Regions from separate parts of the Homo sapiens genome. Here region 1 is linked to region 2. A link is a loop called in an ENCODE intact Hi-C map of the cell type or tissue named here. Cell type or tissue: ascending aorta. All regions are shown on one strand. Links, peaks and the distances in the headings refer to the core of each region. The heading gives the core; the rest is flanking DNA.

Region 1 (5,366 bases), core at 260-5,259, 79 kb before region 2:
TTGAACTCCTGACCTCAGATGATCCGCCCGCCTCAGCCTCCCGAAGTGCTGGGATTACAGGTGTGAGCCAACACGCTCAGCCCTTTTTTTTTTTTTTTTTTTTGACGCAGGGTCTCACTCTGGTTGCCCAGGCTGGAGTACGGTGGCACGATCTCAGCTCACTGCAGCTTTGACCTCCTGGGTTTGGGTGATTCCCCCACCTCAGTCTCCCGAGTAGCTGGGACTACAGGCATGTGCCACCATGCCTCGCTAATTTTCTGTATTTTTAGTAGTGATGGGTTTTGCTATGTTGCCCAGGCTGGTCTTGAACTCCTGGACTCAAGCAATCTGCCTGCCTTGGCCTGAGTGCTAGGATTACAGGTATGAGGCCTAATTTGAAACATTCTTCCTCTCTGTTCCTTGGAATCCACACAAAGTCCTGTCTGACCACCTGTAGAGGGTCAGTCTTCAAAGGCCAGTCAAGAATCCTGGGTTGAACATGGAGCCCCAGGCAGGGCAGGCGGGAGCCAGGCACCACCATCGGCACAGCAGCCAATGAATGAGGTCTCGAGGCAATTGAGAATGAAGGGCACCTGCAAATGACAGGTGTCCCCTGGTGGCTGGACCCCAGGAAGGGGCTGTCAGGCTCCATCTGTGGAACCTCAGGAGCCTTGCTGGTGGGGTCCCCTCAGGCCCTCCTAGGGCTGCTTGGAGGAAGAGGCTATGGGGGTGGAGGGCTGGTAAAGGTAGGCTGACTTACCCACACAGCAAGCGCTTGGTAGCCCCAAACACCAGGACCCCTCTGCCTTCTGCCAACCCCAGCAAGGTGCCCACAAAACTGGGCAAAGTAACATGGTGGGTCACAGCAGAGCACACATCTCTTTGTAGCTAGATTTCGGGATTTTTTTTTTTTTTGAGACCGAGTCTCACTCTGTTGTTGCCCACGCTAGAGTGCAGTGGCGCGATCTTGGCTCACTGCAACCTCTGCCTCCCGGGTTCAAGCAATTCTCCTGCCTCAGCCTCCCGAGGAGCTGGGATTATAGGTGCCCGCCACCATCCCTGCCTAATTTCCATATTTTTAGTAGAGACGGGATTTTGCCATGTTGGCCAGGCTGGTCTCAAACTCCTGACCTCAGGTGATCCACGCACCTCGGCCTCCCAGAGTGCTGTGATTACAGGTGTGAGCCACCGTGCTCAGCGATTTCAGGCTTTTTATATGACACAGTGAGCCCAACATGCACAGAGAGGGGCTCAGACAAGCCTGACTTGAATCCTTTATGGCCAGTCACCAGCTGTGTGACCTGGTCCCCAGCTCCTCAACCTCTCTGGGCCTTGCTGCCTAACCCGCAGGATCCTGCAAAGGCTCAGCGAGCTGATGCACAGGGAGTACGTGGCGCCCTGCCTGGCACACAACCAGGCGCAGTAAGTGGTAGCTGCCATTGTTGCCGCTGGACTTACTAATTACCAAGGCTACGCCAAATTCAAGTCTAAAAACAAGAGCCGCTAAAGGACTCCAGAGAAGGCAGCGTGTCCTGCTTTCTCTCCTGGTCAATTCTGATGCCTCAAGACTGGCCCCCAACTTAGAACTGTTTTGTTTGTTTTTTTGTTTGTTTTGAGACAGAGTCTCGCCCTGTTGCCCAGGCTGGAGTGCAGTGGTGTGATCTCGGCTCACTGCAACCTCCGACTCCTGGGTTCAAGCGATTTTCCTGCCTCAGCCTCCTGAGTAGCTGGGATTACAGGCTCGTACCACCATGCCCGGCTAATTTTTGTATTTTTAGTAGAGACGGGGTTTCCGCATGTTGGTCAGGCTGGAACTTAGAACTGTTACAGCACACACTGTCTCAGCTGGACGGAACCTTGAAGCCCCTCATTGTACAGACAGGGAAATCGAGGCCCAGAGAGTGAGAGCGATTGTCTAAGTCTGCACCAGAGGTTAGTGGGCTTGGAGCCCAGATAGTCGCCTGGGATTATTGGATTCCACGTGTGGCTGACCTTAAGGATGGACTTCATGTCATTGCCAAAGGGCAGCTGGGGGTGGGGGACCGAAGAGGCCACGTCCACCCATTCAGCATTGTTGTTGTGGCTTCACTTTCAGTTGGGCATGGGGCAGGCAGCAGTGACAAGACACACACAGCCCTGCCCTCATGGGGTGGGGCTCCTGGATTGGCCCACATATAACTCATGTATGGGGGCTGAGACCCTGGGAGAACTGGGCCAGGACCTATCCCTTGGATCTGTCTGGGGGAGTCCATGTCTCAGACCCGGCTTGGGAAACCAGCAGGTGTCACCCTAACGGGCAGTGCTGGGACAGGCCAGATGGTGGGCAGCTCCCTGGCACCAGAGTGCGGAAGGGCTCCAGGGCCTGGCTCCTCCTCCCAGCTCATGGTCTGAGCGTCTCTGAGCTTGACCCTGGGAGAGCCCGCTGCTTGGAGGCTCAACTAGGAACCTGGTCAAAGCATCCACCCCACACCGGGAGGAGCAAGCCCCAGTTCACCTTCTCCCATCTGTAAGATGAGCACATTGGACCTGGTGGTCTTTGAAGTGTACCTCCCAGCTTTGAAAGCTCTTGAATCCTATGATAGATGGTATTTGGGGTGACTGCCCAAAACCCCCTTTCCTGAGGGTAGACCTCTGGAGCCATAACGACATGATCCCACCCTCATTGGCCACAGCTGATTGGACTGTGCCAAACAACTGGCTCATGTGGGCCATTCAGATCCTCCCTCCCAGATTCGGGCACTGTGACTCAGCCATCAGTCTGGTGGGCACGTGAGCTGGGGGGAAGGCGAGATCCAGGCGGGGGCAGAGGCTCAGGGAAAGCTGTCTATAGAGACAGAAACTGCCCTGATAGCTGGGGTCCCGGGACTTTTCCTTTAGCCTCTCCCCACCATTCATTCCCCATACTTGCAGACAAAGCACCTAAGTTACTTTGAGGCACCTCTCCGGCCCCCGCCCCTCCCGCCCCACCTACTAGGAGCAGCCTTGGCGAAACTGTCCAGCAAGCTACCCTGCCTACCTCCTGTCCGGTGTGGTCCTGTGACCCCTGCATACCCTCTCCTGGGACTTATGTATTTATTTATTTACGTTTTTGAGACGGAGTCTCGCTCTGTTGCCCAGGCTGGAGTGCAGTGGTGGGATCTTGGCTCACTGCAACCTCTGCCTCCTGGGTTCAAGCGATTCTCGTGCCTCAGCCTCCCGAGTAGCTGGGATTACAGGCACCTGCCACCACGGCCAGCTAATTTTTGTATTTTCAGTAGAGATGGGATTTCACCACGTTGGCCAGGCTGGTCTCAAACTCCCGACCTCAAGTGATCCACCCACCTCGGCCTCCCAAAGTGTTTTGATTACAGGTGTGAGCCACCATGCCGGGCCTCCTAGGACTGAATTTTGAGCAAACGGCTACACAGAGGGAGGAGAATGGCCAGGGCCAATGGCTGTGTCCTGAACTGACAGTCTGGAGACCCCGTGCCCTTGTTCCTGCTGTGTCGACCCCAGATCCTGCAGATTCCCAGGCCCTGCCCTTCCTCCTCTCCTGAGCGCTTCCACACGCATGTTGCCAATTCTGCTGCCACCTTTGGTCTCTGTTGCAGGCCACCCTAGAGCCTGGGTGGTTGGAGAGAGGAACCAGCTCCCTCCCAGTGGCTGTCCTCACTGTGGGTGCCCTGGCTGGCTCTCCTGCCCTTCTACTAAGTTCTCCTTTTTGCTTCATTGGCTTGGGAGCTTCTAGCCTTGCAAACAAAGATTCCCTGGCCTTCCCTCAGACACACGAAAACCGTGAGTGAGAAAATGACAGGCGCTGGGGAACACAGCCGGTTCCCCTGGCCCCCGGGAGAGTCTGTACAGCTCAGCCCACCACTGCCCCATGCTGGGATACCAGGAGGCCTCACCGAAGCCTCGATACTCACTGGGGAAGGTGAAGTTCATAGAGGGCATGTCTTCCCCAGGAAGCAAGAGGCTGCGAGGACCAGAACACACTGCCTGATGGCTCCCTGGAAAGAGAGCAAAGAGGTCCCTTCTCACACGCAGGGCACCTAAGAAAACTGAGGAGGGGCCGGACATGGTGGCTCACGCCTGTAATCCCAACACGTTGGGAGGCTGAGGTGGGCAAATCACCTGAGGTCAGGAGTTCAAGACCAGCCTGGCCAACACGGCAAAACCCTGTCTCTACTAAAAATACAAAAATTAGCCGGGCATGGTGGTGCACCTCTGTAATCCCAGCTACTCCAGACGGGCCATGCCGGGAGCGGAGGGCCGAGGGCTGTGGTCAGCCCGCTCCAGCAGGAGGACATGAGCCAGGCCTGTCCAGAGGGCTTCTGCATCCTCTTCTGGAATAAGGACCAGGGAGGTACCTGTTTCATGCCCAGGAGGTCACGATAGCGCCTATCAGCGTTAAATGCCATCTGGTCCTCGCAAGGAGCCCCGTCCCCTGGTTCACTGGCTTGGGGGTGCCCCCAGGTCAGGGTTTCCCCAGTGTGGGGTGGACACCCCCAGTGACCTAGGAGACAGTGATGTCAGGGATCACACAACCTCGTACCACACAAGTTTGTGCCACTGTACTCCAGCCTGGTGACAGAACAAGACACTGTCTAAAAAAAAAAAAAAAAGAAAAAAAAGAAAACTGAGGAGGGAGGCCTTTGTCCCTCTCCAGATGGACTTTGCATCTGTCTCTCAACAAGCAGGCTGCATGTTTATTCACAAATGCACTCGGCTCGGCAGCTCCATGTAATGACTGCTTCTCCCATGCAGGAGAGGCCAGCTTCAAGGTCCACAGCAGGCACCCGGGGCACCTCCATCCCCACTTACCACGGAGGAAACCGAGGCTCAGGGGCCACACGCCCAGCCCCGGCCCCACAGCCAGGACTAGCACTCAGACTGCTGGTGTGGGGGCCTTTCCACAGGAAGTTTGGTGACATGGTTTCTTTTTTTTTCTTTGTCAATAATAAGTATTATAAGAATATTGCTAAAACAAATATATTATTGTTTGTCAGTATTAATAGCCAGGTTTTACTAAATAGTGCTAAGCATTCTACACACATCACTTAACTCTCATAACAACCCTTGTGGGGGTGGGTGGTATTTTTATTATCCCTACTTTCCAGATGAGAAAACAGAGGCTTAAGGAGTTTAAGCGACTTACCTAAGGCCACACAACAAATAAGTGCAGTCCGGCTCCAGGGCCCGTGCTAACTAACCAGTGTTCCACTCTGTTTTTCTCTCGCACAACAAAAAAACAAGGACTGGCCAGGGGGCCCAGTAAGGCTGTGACCACCATGGCAGACAGCTCTGATGTGTGGGGATGCCCATCTCCTGGTCCTGTCTGAACACAGACTTGCAAATTGCCATTTGCCCTGAGTGGGGAATGATGTACTCCAGGTGAAGTCAGCCTG
Region 2 (5,366 bases), core at 187-5,186:
ATTCCTAAATGGCTAATGCACTGTTCCCTCCAGCCCGAATGCCTCCTGCCAAACCCCTTTTCCCTGCTGCCTCTGTCCCCGCATCCTTGTTCTCCCCTGGGTCCGTAACATTTTTTCCGAGGATGAACAGGGGACATCTTTAGGTTTCTCAACTCTTGCTTTGGTGTTTGCCGCAGCATGGAAAACAGGGCGCCTAAGGCTGGGAGCTGGAAGAAGGGGCATTGGGTACCCAGGCAGAGTCAGGAGAGGTGGTCTTTGAAGTAAGTTAGCAGAAATCAAGGGGACCCCCGCCTCCTTGGGCTGGGGAGGGGATTTCAAGATAGTTCATGACTCTCTCCCGCTCTGCCTTCCCTCCTTCCTATCTGCTTTTTCCAGTAAACTGCATGGTGTCCTTCCCTGGCCTTCTCTTGGCTCAAAGGCTGGGAGGGAGGGAAGGAGAGAAGAGTTCCAGGCAATCCCATCAATATAGTCCCTACACCTGGGGCTGCGGCCCACATGTCTTCACGGAGGCTTCCAGCGGTGCCTGCCACTGAGGCAGGTGCGGCCCCAGGACCATCACCAGGAATGCGAGGCCACCCTGGACCAGAGGTAGGAGCCCAAGGTCCGGCCCTTGCTCTTTGATTGTGGGCAGCCTCCTGCCCTCTCTGGGTCTCAGTTGCCCCATCTGCAGAGCGAGGAGGCCCGGGCTGGTTGGTCTTGAAGGCCCTTTTCCATGCCGACATCATGTCACTCTAGGCCTGGGGTTCAGTTTCCTGTGGCTGGTGATGCTGTGGTTAAGTTTGCTTGACCCCAGCAGCCCGAGGGACTGTCTGAGTCACAGCACAGCCCCTATTGCGTGGCTGCTGGTGTGTGGGGTCAGTTCCAGCAGATGAATGTGTCATGTGGCACACCTTGTCCCTTCCCGCAGCATTTCCTGGTTCCCCCCAGACCCTTGAGCGCTCTTTGGGACCCAGAAGGAGTCCTTGCACAGGGAAGGCTTGAGGTGAGAAGCCGCTTCCCAGACTGTCAGGGCCAGGCCTGGGTCTAGAATTCTTGCTGCTGCTTTGCAGAGTCAACAGCCCATCAGCCCATGTTTTAGAGGGGACACTTTGGTCCTCGGTTCCCACCCTCAGCAAGCAGGCCTCCAGCCCGAGGAAGGCCTCTGCCGTAGTGACGTTGCCGTGTGGGGCTGCGTGGCTGTTCCCCTTGGCTGGAGCATTCAGCCAACCCCAGCGTCCCCCCTGAGGCGTTCATTGGCAGCCCCCTAGGACTGCACGCTGGCCCCACGGTAACCCCCCCTCCCCCACCAACATCCTGCAGGGATGGGGTCAGTGGTTCCACCTTCACAGGCCACTTTGAAGGGTGGATTCTTTGAGGCCCCTGCCAGTCGGCTCCCTGCTCAGCTGCTGGCCCGGGCGACCTGGGACTCAGCACCAACGGCTGAAGTTTCTCAGCTGGGCTCTGACCTGGGGTCTGGGGCAGGGAACGAACATGGTGGCTTTGGGCTGAGAGGATGAGGGAGGTCTTTCCCAGGTCAAATTACTTTCCTTTGGCCTCTGCCTGAGGCTCGATTTGCCTCTCTGGTCCAATGGGACTGACACTGTTGTACAACCTGACCTGTGGCTGAGGGTGTCTGGGCTTAAGCATGTGGACCCCTTCGGTGTGTCCGGCCTTCCTCCATCGTCCTGCCCTTTGGCCTTTTGGTTTGAAGCCACAGGTGTGGCTTCTGGCCTTAGCAGATGGTATGCTTGCGGACCGCAGCCCAGCATGCCGGTGGGCCCACAGCCCGAGCCAGCCCAGAGCTGCCGGAAGGGCCGCCCTTCCCGGCCCTGGCGGGGTGCTGGACACTGGCCATTTTCACTAGAGTTTGCCTGGCAGGGACCGATCTCTGCCCCCTCCTCTCCCCAGGCCTCTGGCTGCAGTGATGCCGCAGAATCCTGAGCCAGGTGCCTCCTGAGCAGCCCGTGCGCCTCTCCACAGCGGCGTTTGCCACCCAATGCGGCTCGCTTCAGATGCTCTGATGCAGAGGGCACGCCCATAGTCCCTCTGCAGAGCCTCGCACTGGGGCCAGGGCAGGCACCAGCCCCAGGCGGCCAGTCGGCCACGGCCTGTCCTCTTCCTCGTAGCGTCTGCTCCTCACTTTGTGTTGATGGTGACTTAGGAGAATGTTCCGATTTTCCATGATCTAAGCAGGCCACGTTTAAAATAACATCAAGGCAAGCGTACGTGTCACCCTCTGTACTGACATCTCTTCCCCTGAAATGCTTTTCAGTTTGACAGCCCGTTTCCTAGACAAGTGCACCTGGGGTTTCAGGAACTTTGTGTTTTTTCGGAGGGGGTTGGTGGGGAGGTCGGGATGCCTGGGATCCCTTCCTGGAGAGGCAGGCTGTCTCTGGAAAAAGCCTCCATTGCCCACCCGCCAGGCGGAAAGTCACCCTGTTCCCAGCGCGGTTTCAGCATTTAATTTTAAGGGAGCTAAGGAAGCGCGGCGCGCCCCCTGGTGGTGGTAAGCCGCCAACGCACCTGGGGGCTGCAACCCCACCGGACGGGTGGTCCGGAGGGAGGCTGGAGCGGGGAGGCGAGGAGGGGGCTGTGAGTCCTCAGAGGCCCTGGGCCACCACATTTCTGGCAGCGTTTCCCAGACACCCCTCTGCTAGGCCATCCCTGGATAGCAAGTGAATTAACTTAAGGGCACTGTGATGGGAAGCCTTGCCCCCCTCTTTTTTTTTTTTTTTTAATATCTGCGGAATAAACCCAATGGTTAATTTTTGAATGAATAAAAGGCTTTTGTTGAATAAACAGCTGGTCCCATCTTCTGTCTTGGCATCTTAGCATCCAGGCTCAGGCTCTGCCCCTTCTCCAGGATGGGGTAGCCCCGAGTCGCCCTCCCCAGTCTGCACATTCCCTGTTGTCCCTGTTCCTGCAGTGGCTCCCGGCCCCAGGGAGGCCCACCTCACTCCCAGCCTGACTCGGTGGCTGGCTTCCTTCAGGACTTTGCGCAAGTCAGTTCTGCTCATTGGGTCTCAATTTCCCCATCCCTTGGATGGGAGCAAGAGTCTCTGCTGGGCCTGCCTCGCAGGGGCCTGGTGAGACCCAAATGTGAGTGTCATCATCAAAGCCCCTCACAGAAGTGGAGGACGGTGCCCAAGAGTAGCGGTTTGGACTGCTGCTGCCTCCCACCCGGAGCCTGCCACTTGGGGGAGAAATTGGTATAATGCTTGCAAAAACAAACAAACAAAAGGCAATGTCTTCTGGTTGTGGTTATTTCCTTTCCTGCTTGCCTCCCCAGCCCCCTTTGAGTCTCTTTTTGGGGTGCCGTCCTGTCTGAACCTGCCGGTGTGTGTCTCTGGGGCCAGGGTCAGGGCGAGGCCCAGGGGTGGACAGGGGCCGTGTAGCATGCCCCAGCCTCCCCAAGCTCCTGCTGTATGTCGTCCATGTCACGCCAATTAAACACGCTTCCTGGACTTGTCCTCGCCTCCCTGTGTGGGCCTGTTGCTTTGTCTGTTTACATTCTTCTCCGTTTCGTTTTAGGTTTCTTCCCTTTGTGACACCCTTTCTCTGGCTTTGGGTGTTGTCTTCCCAGTTTCCTGAAGAGAAAGAATGTGTAGGCCGGGTGCAGTGGCTCATGCCTATAATCCCAGCACTTTGGGAGGCCGAGTTGGGCGGATCACCTGAGGTCTGGAGTTCGAGACCAGCCTGGCCAACATGGTGAAACCCCGTCTCTACTAAAATACAAAAATTAGCTGGGTGTGGTGGCAGGCGCCTGTAATCCCACCTACATGGGAGCCTGAGGCAGGAGAATCACTTGAACCCGGGAGGCGGCGATTGGAGTGAGCTGAGACCACACCATGGCACTCCAGCCTGGGTGACAAGAGCGAGACTCCATCTCAAAAAAAAAAAAAAAAAAAAGAGAGAGAAAGAATGTGCAAAGTGAGAACCTTGAGTATACTTTTAAACCAGAAAAATCTGCAGGAGTGTTTCTGCGAGGCCTAGAGTTGAGTGGTGTGAGGCCCCGCCCACTGCCTCACCCACGACATCCCCTGACCTGCCTGTTTCATCTGGAGAGGGCGGCTGCTGCTTTAAAAATGTCTGAAAACCATTGGCCTAGATCAGTGGCTCTCAAAGTCAAGTGTGTCTCAGAATCACCTGGATTGGAGGCTGCTTCAAACCCAGCTTGCCAGCCCAGCCGCCGAGTTTCTGATTAGGAGGGTCTGGGCAGGGGCCTGGGAATCTGAGTTCCTAACAAGTTCCTGGGCTGCGCTGCTGCTGCGGGTCTGTGAATCACACTTTGAGGACCCCTGGGAGGTGTGTGCGCTGCAGCATGTCCGGTTGGGTCCCTACCTCCATTGGCTCAGGGATTCAGGCAAATGATTCATTCACCTCATCTGACTTTTGCACCTGTGATGGGCCAGGCGCAGGGGGCCTAGAGATTGGTTGCTGACCACATGGAGGGTTGCGTCGGGAGGGAAGGTGGGGAGATGAGTAGCTCTTGTGCAAGCTCCCAGCAGGCACCCCGAGAGGTGGCAGTCTGTGTGGCTGCCCTCCCCCGAGTCACCCTTGGCCTGGAGCCTGGGATAGAGGAGAGCCCTCCTCTTCCCCCTCTGGTCAAGTAACCCCGTGTTTGCTCAGTATGCATGGGCCCTGCCATGTTGGGGAGAGGGGGATCAGAGGAGGTGGTGGTTTTCACTTTCGTAGCTTGTTAAAGGAACACGAATTCAGAGAGCAACAAAAGCCAGCGCGGACTCAGGAACATAACTGTCAGTTAGAATTCATTGCTCTTGGCCAAAAGCTCTTGAAAGACGCATGAAGCGTGTAGATTGATAAGATCAAGCAGCCCATGTTAGAATGAACCACCACCTGCAAACACAGGCCACGTTTCAGACATGTTTCAGAGTGAAAGGAATCATCAGATCGCCACCACCTTCCAGGCAAAGCTGAAGGCCCAATGTGACTTCCGCTTTGGGGTTGAAGCAACCGTTGAGAAGTGGATGCAGCGATGTCACCCTCTGTGGCCACGCTGGGCATCCAGCATTGTGCGTTGCTCTGGCGGGTCCTAGAGTGAAGATGCCAGAACTCCCCAGACCCTCAAGAGGGTTCCAAAGGCAGCATGGAAAGGCAGTGTGGGACGGTGATTGGGGCCACAGGTTGTGGAATCTGACCTGGTTCCCAGCCAGGCTCTACCACTTGACGCTGGGCATGTGTTCTGACAGACAGGGTTTTCTGGTAAAAAAGTGGACCCTCGGCCGGGCGCGGTGGCTCACGCCTGTAATCCCAGCACTTTGGGAGGCCGAGTCAGGCGGATCATGAGGTCAGAAGATTGAGACCATCCTGGCTAACATGGTGAAAGCCCGTCTCTACTAAAACTACAAAAAATTAGCCAGGCGTGG

Evidence for each region. Peaks named below come from ENCODE experiments on the same cell type or tissue, not always from the same donor. Only the 100,000 strongest peaks of a DNase experiment are listed, where the experiment ranks them.
Region 1: a loop joins it to region 2, with 8 times the contacts of the local background. A loop is called at or near these places in 9 of 110 quality-filtered maps.

The regions. Positions count from the first base shown.
Region 1 is chr9:130,154,552-130,159,917 of GRCh38, forward strand. No RefSeq gene overlaps it. Among named protein-coding and RNA genes, the nearest start is that of GPRACR, 13 kb to the left of the region's middle. In ascending aorta, for the core only: a CTCF peak has its summit at 2,239 (motif pointing right); a DNase peak (open chromatin) is centred at 2,290.
Region 2 is chr9:130,233,850-130,239,215 of GRCh38, forward strand. NCS1 (neuronal calcium sensor 1) reads left to right here. Exons shown (of 8, transcript NM_014286.4): 8 at 1-3,454. Among named protein-coding and RNA genes, the nearest start is that of MIR12126, 4.9 kb to the right of the region's middle. RefSeq lists an enhancer at 3,103-3,662. In ascending aorta, for the core only: a CTCF peak has its summit at 2,482 (motif pointing left); DNase peaks (open chromatin) are centred at 1,960 and 2,482; H3K4me3 peaks cover 839 bases; H3K27ac peaks cover 1,305 bases.